Regions from separate parts of the Homo sapiens genome. Here region 1 is linked to region 2. Evidence: chromatin contacts called from ENCODE Hi-C or POLR2A ChIA-PET data. All regions are on one chromosome and are shown on one strand. Each heading gives the region's core, a stretch centred on a gene start or an enhancer-like site at or near the end of the contact. The rest is flanking DNA. Distances are from core to core; before and after follow the strand shown.

Region 1 (3,352 bases), core at 61-2,560, 110 kb before region 2:
GTAATACCACTTTAAAAGTTCATATATATTGCTGTATATATATTGCTACATAGCCTGGGAATATCACTAGTGAAATTTACCAAAGGCAGTTCTCAAACCTGAGATAATTTATGGAAATCTTCAAGATAGGGTGCAGTATATTATGATTTCTCCTGATGGAATAAAAGACTTACACTGACTTTTGACTCTACGAAGCTCATTCACTACTTTCAAGTTTTATGACAGGGTTTGGAAATACAATAGGGCAACAATTTTGGCTTCCCAGATGGACAGCCAGAATTGAAACCAAGAGCCGATCAATATCAGACCAACAAAATAATTAAAAGCGGAAAGTGAAAAGGAAAGGAAAAGAAATGGAAAGCAGATATGTGAGCTTAAGGGAGGTAAAGCAAAAATTAATATTTACTTGACTTGTCCGTTCTCCGTGTAGGTGGTTCTATAAAATCCCACGAGGGAGCCGTTCAGCCAGCCGGCGAACTCCATGGTCAGGAGATACAGGCCATCTCCACTGCTGGGGGTAAGCTCTTCCTCCGCCTCGACCACCACGTACTCCTGCTTTTTGTACTCGAAACACCTCCGGACTTGCACCTGGTCCCCAGAGGGCCTCTTCAGCTCCGGGAGCCGGGTGATCCTGGTCTCCCGGAGGTGCAGCCACAGGTACCGGGTGGGAGCGCTCAGGTTGATGGAGATGCTCACGGTGCCCGTGTAGGTGTCCTCCTCCAACAGGGGCTTCACGTGCAGGTCGTAGTGGACTGGGTTGACGAAGTCCGGCAGTCGAAAGTTTTTCCACTGTCCGCTCTCATCCTCACTGGCCGGGCAGATGTCCTGGTCCTGGGCAGGAGGACCTGAGGGGCTGGCCGTGGAAGAAGGCAGGTGGGAAGGAGCTGGCGCAGTGCCCGGCCCGCCGTCCCCGCTGGAGTCACACGATCTGGTCAAGCCCACGGCAAGTCCCACTATTAATCCTACACCCACCACCACCGCACAGAGAATGGCCACATGTTTCGTTTGAATGCAGTATCTCTTAGAGCCCTCTCTCTCCGCAAAGTTCATTTTTGCTTCCAAAGTCAAGTGTTACACATAAAAAGATGTTAAATTTAACTAACTAACGTCAGCAGACTTCCTTTTTAAATTGGAAGGAATCCCCTGATTTGGCAGCCTGTTTTCGCTTTTCCCACACCCCTCTCTCTGGCTTCTTGCGCCTTTTCCTCTCCCTTTTCACGTTCCCACCAGCCACTCAGGATGAATGCGGAAACAAGGGGGGTGGAATGAGGACTCCGTAAGAGGAGCCGAGTGGGAGGAAGAGGGCTGGCAAGAAGATTGTCACAGCTCCCCTTATAAACGACGCATCTCCACCCCTACCCCTCCTGCACTGCAGCGAGTTAAATATAAAACAGGGCTTCGCTTATCAGCCAACGGGAGGATGAGCCCTCGCCAAAGCTCCGTCAGCAGCTTTCAGGGAGCAAGCGTTTGGGTGAGGTGTGCTTACGATAGAAAATCTCAACCTTTGCCACTCAGCCTGGGGCTTCTTCCTGTTGTGTTCGCAATCTCTCCCTCCTAACTAAAGGGCTTCTTGAATTTCAGCTATTTTATCAGATAGCTTGCTAAAGAAGCTAAGTGTTTTCTTTTATTTTTTTTCCCTCATATTATGTAAACATTCCAATTCTGTCCTTTGAAGAAGTCATATCCTGGAATTGGGTGCTCAGGGTGATTCAAGGACCACCTAGGTACTCAGTAAATATTTGTCGAATTAGATTTGGAAAGCATAGCCAGGTAAACCTAAATCAGTTCAGCTGGTGCTGGGTGAATGAGAGAGGGGGAACCCAAAGAAATTAGCCAAAGCAGTAGTGGAGCTGGAAAGCTTAAGAAGAGAGAGGGAACAAGAGGGGGAGAAGTCTGAAAGGACAGAGGGACAAGGAAGAAGGCCTACTTGTCTCTGCAGTGTGCCTCCAAGTGAGATTGACTTCCTTAGACTTTGATGTGGTAGAGCACGTTTAAAGTAGATTCCAGATGTGAAAATTGACCTGTTGGGAAATCCATCATCCATGCAAATCTATCATTTTGTTTCTGAATGACAAGCTCAGGAAGAAAAATCTCAATGAACTTCATATTTACTGGCAGCTTAGCTATGGACTGACATTTAGAGAGGTTAAGCTATTGCTCAAGGTCACACACCTGGCAAATAGCAGAACTGGGGTTTGAACCCACGTTGTCTGAGTCTAAAGTCCATATATCTGGCCAGGTGTGGTGGCTCACGCCTGTAATCTCAACACTTTGGGAGGCTGAGGCAGGTGGATCACCTGCGGTCGGGAGTTTGAGACCAGCCTGGCCAACGTGGTGAAACCCTGTCTCTCCTAAAGATACAAAAATTAGCCAGGCGTGGTGGAACACATCTGTAATCCCAGCTACTCAGGAGGCTGAGGCAGGAGAATTGCTTGAAGCTGGGAGGCGGAGGTTGCAGTGAGCAGAGACCGTGCCATTGTACTCCAGCCTGTGTGACAGAGCAAGACTCCATCTCAAAATAAATAAATAAATAAATAAAATTAAAAAAATTAAAGTCCATATATCAACGATCGCATTCTACTGCTTGCTTCCATGCTCTGAGGAGGATAAATATTCAAGGGTTAAGTAACTATGAAAAACTTGGTATTTCCCCAGATACAATCCATGGATATTAACAGATCTACTTGCCAAGCAAACAATGCTGGGTTAAAGTGAAAAATCTTCTTTTACTACTCTCCATTCTTGCAGAGCCTCCAGATGGTGACACACATTGTGAGCCTCTCAGAGAGGAAACACGACGGAGTACTTTCCCCATTTAGTTGACAAGACAGCTTTTTCTGGTGAGGTACCTTTTGAGGGCCCTCTGTTCCACAGAGCACACTCTGAGAAACGTTGTTTCAAACGGTTCTAAATTACAAACTAAACAAACAAACAAAAAACAAAACTTTAAAAGCAAACGGGTCCATTTTACTCTGTAACATTTCTGCTGTTTTTCTCACAAAATAGTAGTAACAGAAAAAGAATTAAAGGAAAAAGGGATATGTTTTTCTAAATTGTAGGCCCATCTTGTATTGATTAATTTTACATTCTGAAGCAACCCTAAACTTCTTGAGATCACAGTATGTTTAAGTTTGGCACATTAACTTCCTGAATTTTAGCCCTTGAAACCCTCTTTTTATTGAAAAGATCATCTGACATTTCAATAAATGTTTGATGGGTCAAATATTTTGATATGTTTCTTAGGAATGAAAGGCAAAAATGTGGCTCAAATTTACCTAAACATAGTGAAAGGAAAAGCAAAAAGTATTTGGAAGAATGTACATAAAATTATGTTAAACTGGAAGTATTTTTT
Region 2 (3,829 bases), core at 1,172-3,671:
CAAAGATTAATAAAATTGAGCTGGGCACAGTGGCTCACGCCCGTAATCCCAACAACTCAAAAGACTAAGTCAGAAGAATTGCCCTTGGCCTGGAGTTTCAGACCAACCTGATCAATATAGCAAAACCGTGTCTCTACAAAAAAATTTTTAAAAAAAGTTTAGCCTGCACTCTAGCCTGGGTGACAGAGTGAGATCCTCGTCTCTAAAAAATGAAAATATGTAAATAAATAATAAAATTGCAGATAACTAATGTTTGGAAAGGTATGGTAAGACAGCACTTTCGCAGAACAAAATTTTGGAGCAAACTCCTTAGAGAACAATTTTTTCCTGTCTTTTTAAAATTTTTTAATGGACAAATAATTGTAATGGAGAGCAATTTGAAAAATATTTTGCAAAATGCAAAAGGTGTGTATGTTTATATACATATAACTCCCTTTGACTCAGCAATTCCATTTCTAAGAATTTTTCTGACAATTTTTAAAATGAATATCCAAAGATAAATGTAGAAATTTTAATTGCAACATTGCTTGTAATCACAAAACAAAAACAAAAACCAGCCTAAAAAATGTGCATTAATAGAGAAATATTTAACTAGATCATGATATACTGAAATAATCTGAAGCCATAAAAAAATTGAGGTAGAATTTCATGTGCTAATAAGCAACAACCTTCAGAAGACATTGTTCAGCTAAAAAAAAAAGTAATTGAATATGCAGTACAGTATGATTTCATTTGGTTTAAATATATATGTATATGCATAGACATTTTCAGGAAGGATAATAATATGAACATTACCATAGTATAATTCCATTATTAATATACATAGAAATTTTCTGGAAGAATGAAGAAGAACCTGTTCATAATGATTTCTTCCAGAAGAGCAAGACTGAGTCAAGGAAGAATGAGGTAAACTTAATTTTCCTTCTGTTGTTCTGTATTGTTGAGTTTTTAATCATATGCATACATTGCTTTTATTTTTAGAAATAATTACATTTTAAACTCTTTTGGTGTTTATTAGTCATTTATATTGTCCATGGTCAATTTTTTTATTATTAAAATTTCATTATTATTTTACATTTATCTGTCACACCCATGAAATATATTTTTACCTGTTTGCCTTTGACTTTTTATTGACTATATAGGTATGTATGAATATAAAATAAGTGTACTGCTCAGTGAGAAGTGTAGCTATCATGCAATCAAACCCAGATCAACAAACACAGCACTATCAGCATCCTAGACCCAGACACCTCCCCTTCCCCCTTTCAATCTCTACCTCCATGGCTGACTTCTAATTTTATTTCTAATTTTTATAAAGAAAGGTCTACTATGCTTTGGTTCTTCAACTGATTGCTCTATTCCTTTGAGAATATTTTCATTGCTTTTGTACATAAAAGTCTTTCTTCATCTAGAGATAAAATGAATACTCACCCATATTTTCATCTAGTATTAAGAATGTTGGCCAGACGTGGTGGCTCACGCCTATAATCCCAGCACTTTGGGGGGGTCTCGGCAGGTGGATCACCTGAGGTCAGGAGTTGGAAACCAGCCTTGACCAACATGGTGAAACCCTGTCTCTATTAAAAATACAAAAATTAGCTGGGCATCATGGCATCTGCCTGTAATCCAGCTACTAGAGAGACTGAGACAAGAGAATGACTTGAACCCGGGAGGCGGAGGTTTCAGTGAGCCAATATTGCACCATTGCACTCCAGCCTGGGCAACAAGAATGAAATTCCATCTCAAAAAAAAAAAAAAAAAAGAATGTTTTATTTCTATACATCACTGAGCTTAGTAAAATTTATTTTGAGATGTGGATGAGGATTTCAATTAAATTGTTTTGCCAAGTAGTCAATCTTTTGTTCTTAGGAGGTCACAGCTAGATAATTTAATGAACTTCATTTCATCATCTTCAAGGCCCCACAGCACAGGAATCATGATTTCAGTTTAAGGAGAAGAGAAGGATCTCCCTGAAGTATTAGCCCTGGCTGCTCATACTGAGAAAACCAGAAGAAATATTTATAATAGTGTAAAAGAGTATACATCCTTATGGTACAGTATTAAAGTGACTCAAAAGTTTTATATACATATTTAGACCTAGCTAAGCAGATATTCTGAAATGGGGTGGGTAGGGCTTGGCTAAACATTATCCCAGCAATATTAGATAAATGAGAAAATTGAAAAAAAGGCCACTGCCTTCACCAGGGAACATCAAAATGGTAGTCTTTGATATTTTCTGGGGGAAAAGGCCACAAAATCATTCACAAACGAGCCAGGAAACAGTTAAAAGGGAGGCTCAGTGAGGGAGTTTGGCCACAAACCACAAGAACAGTGTGATGTCTCCAGTGCACCACAGCTTTCCCATGCATGGGAGGATTGTGCTTGAGAGGCAAGCTGGAGACAGCAGGCTGCAAACTGTGGAAATGAGTCAGGGGATGGGCTGCTCTGCCTGACTTGCTGTGGAACAGGAATTTCTGGTCAAGTGAATTAATTGAAAGGAAATAAGAAAAGTCATCGAAGATGAGATTGAAATTTTTGAGCATTTTATTTCTGTGCTCTCCTTCCAAATGGAAAAAGATCGTTCTGAAGCTATAGGGGAAAGAACGTGGACTTTGTAGTCATACTGGGATCCAAATCCTGGCTCTACTCCTTTGTATCCATGTGGACTTAAGCACATTTATTCACCTATGAACTGCAGTTACCTTCCTGTAAAACGGGGAAAAGAGCAATACTTCTTTCATAGAATTGTAAGGATGAGATGAAGATACACATAAAGGACCGAATAGAGTGGCTAGCACGAAGTTGTGCTTTATAATTTATCTTTATCATTTCTGTTAAGACAGTGTGTTTTCCTCTACCTATTTATAAATACCAGGTTTATTATTTTAATGTCAATAAAATTAAATTTGATAAGTGTAAACAAGAGATGTCCTTATTGTGATCCCCCATGATATTAACATCCCCCATAATCTAGAGTGAAGTTTCTCAACAGCAGCACTGTCGACATTTTGAGAAGGATCATTTTTGTTGTGGGGCTGCCCTGTGTATTGAAGGATGTTTAGCAGCATCTCTGGTCTCTGATTCCCATAGCATCCTCCAAGTTGTGGCAACCAAAAATGTCTCCAGACATTGCCAAATGTCCCCTGATGGCAAAATTCCCTCCAGTTGAAAACCATTACTCTAGGGGACTTTTCTGGTAACTAAAGGGAAGATAGGGAAGAGATCCATCAGGACAGCGGAATGGGTAATCAAGGATATGGGGTTAGCTTCAAGTATGGTTTTCAATAGTACAATATAGAACTCTTTTTCATTGTTTTATGAATATTTGCCCAGTAGTAAACTAACACAAGGGATGGGCTGGACATATATTTAGGTAGCACAGAGCTTAAAAGTTTAGATAAGATGACTGGTTTTAAAAGGCTTATCTAAATATCGCCTATCAGCAAAACTGACTAAAACACTGGAAGACGGCCTGATCATGACAGAAGATTTTGGTCATTTGGGTCATCTACGTCAAAACCAGGAAGTAATTATATACAGATAGGTCCTGTAACTAATGATATGGAGGACATCTTCTAAACTCTCAGGAGCGTAGGTGAGCAAGGAGTTCCATGACGGCCCTATGATTCACCTGACACATCCCATAAGGATAAGCTGAGTCTCACACCTTATTCCAGGAACCCTGCTTCAGCCCTATTTATTGGCATTCTCCTGCTCATCGCTGAAAAGTAGACTCCTCTAGAGTGGAAACTAGCAGCTGTTTAAGCATCATCAGTGTAGTGTGCTGAAGTTTAGAGTAGAAAGCAAAGGGAACTTTTCCAATTAAAAT

Evidence for each region. A loop is a pair of places that touch in the nucleus more often than their neighbours do. ChIA-PET counts read pairs that join two places held with the same protein, here RNA polymerase II (POLR2A). Pooled maps may share reads with other maps.
Region 1: a loop to region 2 is called in a map of left cardiac atrium, with 2.3 times the contacts of the local background. The contact joins the promoter of ENPEP here to the enhancer-like site in region 2. A Hi-C loop is called at or near these places in 7 of 168 maps with a recorded cell type or tissue (heart left ventricle, heart right ventricle and left cardiac atrium) and 3 of 50 pooled maps. POLR2A ChIA-PET finds 5 or more read pairs at or near these places in 1 of 52 experiments (IMR-90).

Annotation. Positions count from the first base shown.
Region 1 is chr4:110,474,113-110,477,464 of GRCh38, reverse strand. ENPEP (glutamyl aminopeptidase) reads right to left here and starts at 1,310. Exons shown (of 20, transcript NM_001977.4): 1 at 407-1,310. The coding sequence starts at 1,050.
Region 2 is chr4:110,360,668-110,364,496 of GRCh38, reverse strand. No RefSeq gene overlaps it. Among named protein-coding and RNA genes, the nearest start is that of ENPEP, 110 kb to the left of the region's middle. Within about 2 kb of position 2,421, at least 2 of the 41 ENCODE cell types and tissues checked have a DNase peak (open chromatin) inside an H3K27ac peak, as active enhancers do.